Linked DNA regions of Mus musculus: region 2 is linked to region 1. A link is a loop called in an ENCODE intact Hi-C map of the cell type or tissue named here. Cell type or tissue: heart. All regions are shown on one strand. Each heading gives the region's core, and the rest is flanking DNA. Links, peaks and the distances in the headings are about the cores only. Region 1 has its middle 5.4 kb from the start of Gm22045. Region 2 holds the start of Gm32406 (a long non-coding RNA gene).

Evidence for each region. Hi-C counts contacts between places; a loop is a spot of excess contacts. Peaks named below come from ENCODE experiments on the same cell type or tissue, not always from the same donor. Only the 100,000 strongest peaks of a DNase experiment are listed, where the experiment ranks them.
Region 2: it touches region 1 in a loop (5-fold over the local background); 1 of 42 quality-filtered maps calls a loop at or near these places.

The regions. Positions count from the first base shown.
Region 1 is chr15:96,664,153-96,668,549 of GRCm38, reverse strand. No RefSeq gene overlaps it. Among named protein-coding and RNA genes, the nearest start is that of Gm22045, 5.4 kb to the left of the region's middle. In heart, for the core only: CTCF peaks have their summits at 1,641 (motif pointing right) and 2,452 (motif pointing right); no DNase peak of the experiment used is centred there; H3K4me3 peaks cover 358 bases.
Region 2 is chr15:96,505,657-96,510,053 of GRCm38, reverse strand. Gm32406 (a long non-coding RNA gene) reads right to left here and starts at 2,758. Exons shown (of 4, transcript XR_384395.2): 1 at 2,582-2,758; 2 at 1,905-2,167. In heart, for the core only: a CTCF peak has its summit at 2,417 (motif pointing left); no DNase peak of the experiment used is centred there; H3K4me3 peaks cover 490 bases.

The DNA of each region.
Region 1 (4,397 bases), core at 315-4,314:
GGCTTCAGCCCGACTGTGTGGTAAGCTGCACCGCACACCCTCCTCCCTTCAGCACTGTTAGGCTTTTTGCCTCCCTTGGCTTGTTGGCTTTGGTTGCAGTGGCTACTTCTGCGCCGAGAGCATTGCTCCCGGTGAACGTGTACAGCCTTCCTAGGTTTTCTTCTGAGCACGTATCCTGCCCTGGACATGCAGATGTCCCAACGCCCCCATTAGAACGCTCTAGTCTTCGTGTCCGATCCCAGAAGAAGAAGGAGAAACAAAGGGAGGAAAAAGCCCTGGACTCTCTAATGTTCTAGAAGTTCCTTCAGCCAGAAGTAGGGAGACCCACAGTAAGGAAAGGGGTGCGCCACAATCCTGCCTGCTTCCTTGTACCTATGTGCTGATGGGCAGCAGTCACCAAGCACATCCCAATACTGGTTTGTTAATTTATTGACTATCACTATTAATTTGCCTCTCTTCATCCCCTCCCCCAGTGTGTATACACTTCTTTGGGAATAAAAACACAACTTCCTGCCAGAAGCTAAGGGGTGGAAGTAAGTTGGGGGTGAAACTGCTGTTACATTAGAGCTCAGAGAGCTGGTGAGCTCAGTGGTTAAGAGCTCCGACTACTCTTCTGAAGGCCATGAGTTCAAATCCCAGCAACCACATGATGGCTCACGTTAGAGCTCAGAGTCAGCAAAGCTACCTGCAAATTTCTGCCCAAGCCTGGCTTCAAATGATTCTTCCATGAGGCCGGCTGTCTGAACCAGGAGACAGCTTCCTGGTGCTTCCTAGTCTCATCTCTCCTCTCCAGAACCTTCTTCCTAAAGGCTGGTGGTGCTGTGTTACAGAGAATTCTGGTTCCCATGACCACAGATCATCTGGGAGGAGCAATCCAAAGGAAGACGGTTGGGAGGGGTTAGGGAGGGGGTGGAAGAGGCTAACCCGCTGGCCCCCATGTTGTAAGTGGTGCCCCAGAAGAGCTTCCTCACCTCCCTGGCTATCACCTCAGCCATTCCTGGTCCACCAAAGCCATCACTCTGCTGCCCACTGAGCACCCCCTGCTCTAGGTCATCTCCTCACTCTCAGTAGGCTGGGCACACCTGCTCTTCCAAGGAGCTCTTGTAGGAAAAGGCTGCCACAGATGAGTCCTGCCCCACACCATCAAGGGCTTCTACTCCACTAGCGGCATCTTAATAATCCAGGAAAATGCTGGCTTCTTCCACTCTTGAACCTCTCACTAGATTACATCTCTAATCAAAGAGAAATTTTCTTCAAACTTCCTTTCTTTTTCTTTTTATGAGAGACTCTCTCTTTTACCGTTAAACCTTTTTGCAGATTGGAGAATCTGGTTTTTCTACTTCTTTATATATTTTTTTCGATTAAAATAACATTACATCACTTTCTCCCCTTCCTTTGCCTTCCTCTAACCCCCTCCTATGTCCCTCCCACTCTCAAATCGCTAGCTTCTTTTCTCTTTCTCTTTATTATTGTTACACACATGCACATATGTGTATATGTATACATAAATATATAGAAATAACCTGTTGTGTCCGTTTATGTTGTTTGCCAGTGATGTTCACTCTGTACTAGACAACCAATTAGGGCACTCTTCCCTGAGAGGCTAATTCTGTCTTTCTCAGCCTTTCTTGTTCCTGTAATTCTCCGCTAGGGGGCACCCTGTGAAACGTCCCTGTCCAGGTCCATCGATAATGCCGCTGTTCTGGTTTTGTTTGTACAATCCTTCTAGGTGAGACTGTTTCACAGCCGACTATGGAGTTCTGGCTCATACATTCTTCTTCGATGTTTCCTTTGCCATAGATGCAGGAGCTGCAATGTAGATTTTCTGTTGGGGCTACTTTGTATCCAGTTGCAGTTTTCTGGGATACTCTCCATTTGCTGTGAGGAGAGGCTTTACTGATGAGGGCTGATGGTTACATTGTATCTGTGGTATAATGATAGGATTTACGATGTTTTAAGGAATTATGTACCTCTGTCTAGCAAAATGGCAATAGTAGGGGTTTTTTCCCCTAATGTCCATGACCTTACTAGCTCTGGGAAACTGGCTAGGTTTTCAGTATCACATGATTTGCTTCCCGTTAAGAAGGCATTAAGTTCAGTTAGACAGCTCTTGGTTACCACCGACATTTAAGCGCCACGATGGTGCCTTTACAGGTGTCTCATTCTGCCGTTCATTGTGTGGTTCATAGAGGTTGCAGCTGGTAGGACTATTCATTTCTTTCCACCCTTAGCAATTTGCACAGTGTTTTCTGGTACCAAGGAAAACTAGAACTCAGGAAGGAAGTTTTCAGGTTGGATTCATCTCAAATGTAAGACCCTTTTACATGACTAATTATTGAGTGCATTCCAACTGAATTCTTGGATCTCCACAAGTCAGAAAATACATTCGGCATCTTCCAAGAACTCTCCACTTTCTATTGTATAAGAAACCAGTCTGCTTAGATCATGTAGATGACCTCTAGGGGGCAGTGCTTCCTAACCCCACGTAACAACCCTTGGGGCTTTGCTCTGTAAGTAGCAAAGACAGGCTTCCCCTAAATGGTGTGTAGAGTTACTGTTTTAAGTTAACATACAAAGTAACGAGCTTCATAGTGACTTTGTAACACATTATCCATTGTGTCCTTAGTTCCCTTCCTCCCCCCCCAATACTTTCCTATTCTTTCCTATCATTTGTATTTTATTACTGTCATGTTTCTCCTTCCTTTCTTCCCATGATCCCATTTAGTTTAATAATGCACACACATAAATGAATACACTCACTTATATACATACATGTGCATATATATTATAAAAAATTCAGGTCCTACATACAAGAGACATTATGTTGTATTTGTCTGAGTCTGCTTGTTTCCTGGAATGTAATGTTTTACAGTTGCATCTGATGTCTTGCAAATTTCATGACTTTAGTTTTCTTCACAGTTGTATAACATTCCTTTGTATAGATGAAAAAGAAACTGTGTCCATTTTCATATATATATGAAATACATATATATACATTTACATATATATTTACATATATTTTAATTATTTAAATTATTATTAGATATACATATATATTTGAATTATTGTTGTTGTTGTTGTTTATTCACTTTACATCCCACTCCCTGCCCCCTCCTGGTCACCTCCTCCCACAATCCTTCCTCCCTCCTGCCTTCTCCTCTGAGCAGATGGAGGCCCCCCTGGGTATCTCTCACCCTGGCACAACAAGTCTCTTATGAGAATAGGCGCATCTTCTCCTGCTGAGGCCAGACAAGGCAGCCCAGCTAGTAGAACATATCCCACGTACAGGCAACAGCTTTTGGGATAGCCCTCACTCCAGTTTTTCAGAACCAGCATGAAGGCCAAGCTACATATGAGCAGGGAGGCCTAGGACCAGCCTGTGTATGTTCTTTGGTTGGTGGTTCAGTCTACCACCTTATCTACCTGTGGAGTTCTTGACCCTGTGAAACTCATGACCCCTTAAGGACTGCAATCCTCTTGCCTGTTTTTCCATAAGAGTCCCCAAGCTCTACCCACTGTTTGAGTCACATCTTCTTTATCCATCTACTGATGGCTCTATTTCCTGGCTGTTATGAACGGTGCTCTAGTAAATATGAATGCACAAGTATCTCTGCAGTATCTTAATTTAGAGTTCCTGAGGTAGACGCTCTGGAGTGGTCTAGATACATCATATGGTAGTTGTAGCTTTAGATTTTTTTCCCTTAAATTTTTTTAAAAGATTTTTTCCTTTTAAAAAAAAGATTTATTTATTTATTTTAGTTATATGAGTGCAGTATAGCTGTCCTCAGACACACCAGAAGAAGCCATCAAATCCCTTTACAGTGTTGTGAGCCACCATGTGGTTGCTGGGAATTGAACTCAGGACCTCTGGAAGAGCAGTCAGTGCTCTTAACCGCTGATCCATCTCTCCAGTCCAATACTAATTTTCTTAATGGCCAGTGTTCAACACTTTTTTCAATAAATTCTGGCCCATTCATAGGTCTTTTGCTAACTTCACATTCAATGCATAGCCCATTTGTTCATTAGATGTTTGTGTATGTGTGTGTTTTAAGTTCTTTATCTATCTAAATACTAATCTCCTATCTGACATAGAGTTCACAATTTTTTTCTCCATTCTATAGGCTGTCTCTCACAATATCCCCATGAAGGAGAGACCACCCCTATCTCTCTTAAAGCACTCTCCCTTTATGCTTATATTATCCAAACTTTTGTCACTGTGACAAAATACCTGATATGGACAACTTACTTATAAGGAAGAAAGGTTTGTCTTGGCGGCTCGTGATTTGGGGTTCACGCAGTCCATGGTTGCTTGGCTCTGTTGCTTTGGACCAAGTCACAATGTCATTATAGGAAGTACACCATGGGTCAAGTATCTGTGACAGCCAGGAATGAGAGAA
Region 2 (4,397 bases), core at 234-4,233, 160 kb after region 1:
ATACAAGGACAGAAACCACGTCCTAGAAAAAGAAAGAAAGTAATCCTTCAACAAATCTAAAAAAAAGACATCCAGAAGAACAGAATGCCAACTTTACCAACAAAAATAATAGGAAGCAACAATTACTTTTCCTTAATATCTCTTAATATCAAGGGACTCAACTCCCCAATAAAAAGACATAGACTAACAGACTGGCTACACAAACAGGACCCAACATTCTGCTGCTTACAGGAAACCCATCTCAGGGAAAAAGACAGACACTACCTCAGAATGAAAGGCTGGAAAACCATTTTCCAAGCAAATGGTCTGAAGAAACAACCTGGAGTAGCCATTTTAATATCTAATAAAATCGACTTCCAACCCAAAGTCATCAAAAAAGACAAGGAGGGGCACTTAATACTCATCAAAGGTAAAATCCTCCAAGGGGAACTCTCAATTCTGAATATCTATGCTCCAAATGCAAGGGCAGCCACATTCATTAAAGACACTTTAGTAAAGCTCAAAGCACACATTGCACCTCACACAATAATAGTGGGAGACTTCAACACACCACTTTCATCAATGGACAGATCACGGAAACAGAAACTAAACAGGGACACAGTGAAACTAACAGAAGTTATGAAACAAATGGATCTAACAGATATCTACAGAACATCTTATCCTAAAACAAAAGGATATACCTTCTTCTCAGCACCTCATGGTACCTTCTCCAAAATTGACCATATAACTGGTCACAAAACAGGCCTCAACAGATACAAAAATATTGAAATTGTCCCATGCATCCTATCAAATCACTGTGGACTAAGGTTGATCTTCAACAACAACATAAATAATAGAAAGCCAATATTCATGTGGAAACTGAACAACACACTTCTCAATGATACCTTGGTCAAGGAAGGAATAAAGAAAGAAATTAAGGACTTTTTAGAAGGACACATGCTCCACTATGTTCATAGCAGCCTTATTTATAATAGCCAGAAGCTGGAAAGAACCCAGATGCCCCTCAACAGAGGAATGGATATAGAAAATGTGGTACATTTACAGAATGGAGTACTACTCAGCTATTAAAAAGAATGAATTTATGAAATTCCTAGGCAAATGGATGGAACTGGAGGGCATCATCCTGAGTGAGGTAACTCAATCACAAAAGAATTCTCATGATATGTACTCACTAATAAGTGAATATTAGCCCAGAAACTTAGAATACCCAAGATGTAAGATACAATTTGTGAAACACATGAAGCTCGGGAAGAACGAAGACCAAGGTGTGGATACTTTGCCCCTTCTTGGATTTGGGAACAAGGCACCCATGGAAGGAGTTACAGAGACAGAGTTTGGAGCTGAAACGAAAGGATGGACCATCTAGAGGCTGCCATACAGGGGATCCATCCCATAATCAGCCTCCAAAAGCTGACACCATTGCATACACTAGCAAGATTTTGCTGAAAGGACCCTGATATAACTGTCTCATGTGAGACTATGCTGGGGCCTAGCAAACACAGAAGTGGATGCTCACAGTCAGCTATTGGATGGATCACAGGGCCCCCACTGGAGGAGCTGGATGAAGTACCCAGGGAGCTGGGGGGGATCTGCAACGCTATAGGTGGAACAAGAATATGAACTAACCAGTACCCCCCGCCCCCGGAGCTCGTGTCTCTAGCTGCATATGTATCAGAAGTTGGCCTGGTCGGCCATCAGTGGAAAGAGATGCCCATTGGTCGTGCAGACTTTATCTGCCTCAGTACAGGGGAACGCCAGGGCCAAGAGGTGGGAGTGGGTGGGTGGGGGAGTGGATGTGGGAGGGTGTGGGGGACTTTTTGGCTAGCATTGGAAATGTAAATGGAATAAATACCCAATAATAATAAAAAAGGTGGGGGGAAGAAAAAAAAAGACAAATGAGTTACCTCGAGGAATAAATAGTCTCTCTCTTTACAAAGACAAATCTAAGACAAAGGCACAGATTAAGTTCCTTATGAATGGCAGAAGGTCCAGTCAGCTAAATAAAGTGATTTTCCTTTCGGTTCCGGGCTGAGACAGCACTGGCTTGAAAAATAACACACACTAGGGATTTTCCTCAGTTTTCCAACCCAGACAGGCTTCAAAGGAGGCTTCCCAAAATACACTCACACTCCGGGGTTCCCAGCTCTTGGACTATATTGATCAAAACCTAAAATAAATAAATAAATAAATAAATAACAAATAGTAACACATAGTGACACATAGTGAGTGGGATGCAAATTAAAGGCATCTCAAATATAAAATAATGCATAAAATTAAAAGAATGTTCCTGTGAGTCAACTCGGATTCCATACAGAAAGGAACGGATTTCCCTTTTTAGATTAAGGTTGTCTTGTATCAACAGCGTTATTGAAGAAAATCATTTCCCCAGTGAGCCGGGCGTAATCTGCTGCCACCTACTGGCAACTGAAAGAAAAGACAGCTCACGACACGAAGATGATCTTATTTGAAACTTAGACATTTTGCACCAGAGCGATTCTTCCTCGGCAGTAACATCATCAAACAAGTTGATGTAGTTGAAAAAGAATCTGCCGGACATAGTGACCTACATTTGTGATCTCACCTTGTGAACTCACAGAAAGTTTAACTGCATCTAAGGACGGAAGGTAATTCTGATCAGTTCATTAAGAGCCAGAGACAAGAGGGCAGGAGCAGTTTCAAGCTGAGGAAGCCAGCGATTACTACTGTAGAGAGGATCTGTCGCAAGCATCTCCTGTCAATAAAAAAAGCCGATGGTCAAAGCTAGGGCAGGAAGTAGGAGGTGGGAGACCGGCAGGAAGAGAGAGGATTCTGGGAAATAGTGAGCATATAAACGGGAGACTTGAGAGACTGGCAAGAAGTTGGACATAAACCAGCAGGAAGATGAACTGAGGAAGATACTGAGGGAGAGGCAGAGAAGACACAAAGGAGGGACTGAAGGAGAGGACGAATGGAAGACGAATAATAGTTTGAATTGGGTTAAATAAGTTACGAGCTAATTGAAGAATGAGACAAAGCTTATGAGGTATTTAATAATAAACAGTCTCAGAGTCGTCACTCTGGGAGCTGGGGCTAGGAAAGGAAAACCTGGAATTTAATATATACATGTTTAAAAAAACACACTACTGTCTGTGGAAGAGGGATGTGATTTCCACGCTGCTCCTCCCAGGAATAGTGACCTGTTCTCAAGCTCTGTCTCCCCTCCGCCATTCTTCACACTGCTACTGAAGGGATCTGAGCCTTTGCTGAGAGCTCAGTCCCAGGCAAGCAAAGTTACACCATCGCTCACCAGTCAGGGATGCCAGAAAGCTGGGAGAGTAAGCAGGAGCTAGACATTTGTGGTTTTCCAGCCTGCCTCCTTCCCTCCCTCCTTCCTCTCTCCCTCTCTCTTCCTCTTCCTCTCTCTCTCTCTCTCTCTCTCTCTCTCTCCCTCTTTCTCTCCCTCTCTCTCTCCCTCTCTCTCTCTGTCTCTCTCTCTCTCTGTCTCTCCCTCTCTCTCCACCCCCATGTGCTGTCCTTAACACACAGCAGTCATCTGAACGAAGACATGGCAATTTCCCACCTGTACCCTCCCTCTCTATTTTCTCTGCTTGAGCACCAAGTAGTATATGAGACTGCTTAGCATCTCAAGATTCAGTGTGTATGAGTCCGGTTCATGTTCTACTGGTTTGTTTGAACTACTGGAATGATTGGTCTAGCTTATTCCTGAATGTAGGATAGCCCCTCGCTGCTCCAGCTCGGTTGACATTATGTATGAAAGTTTTACTCGGTTGTTACTTAATGAGTAACTTGATTCAGCTCTGAGGGTTAGCTTTCCAAGGGCTAACATGGAGGGAAAGTTGGAAAAGAACCGACAACTAGTTTGGATTATGAAGGGCTTTGAAAGCAACTTGGCTTGGATTTCCTTTCAAAGAAAGTTATTTAGTTTGGGAAGACACATCCCTCCCCTCTTTTTCACCTATAAAGATGGTATCCACATAGCCAAGGCAAAGGAGCGGCCGTGCGATTTTTACAGGACATTCATCTCCAGTAATCACTTATGTACATTGTTAGAGGTCCACAGAAATTACAGCCTAGACGGCCTATGTTGTATCTACTCTACTCAGAGTCTTCAGCTCAAGGCTGTTGTGTTAACCATCTTCTCATACTACTCAGCTCATGGGCCATAGGTTTGTGTTTTTTGTTTTGTTTTTTTTTTTGTTTTTATTTTTGTTTTTTTTTTGACAGGTGAAGCTTCCATACAGTTCACAAGGGATTCTCTCTACACATGGGTGGACAATAGTGCTCCCAGAAGCCAGGGTCTATTATATGAAAATCTCAGTTTCAGGTATAGAACATCTCCCCTCCATGAGTTGTTAGTCGGGGATAATCTCAGAGCCCCCCAAACAAAACAAGACGTT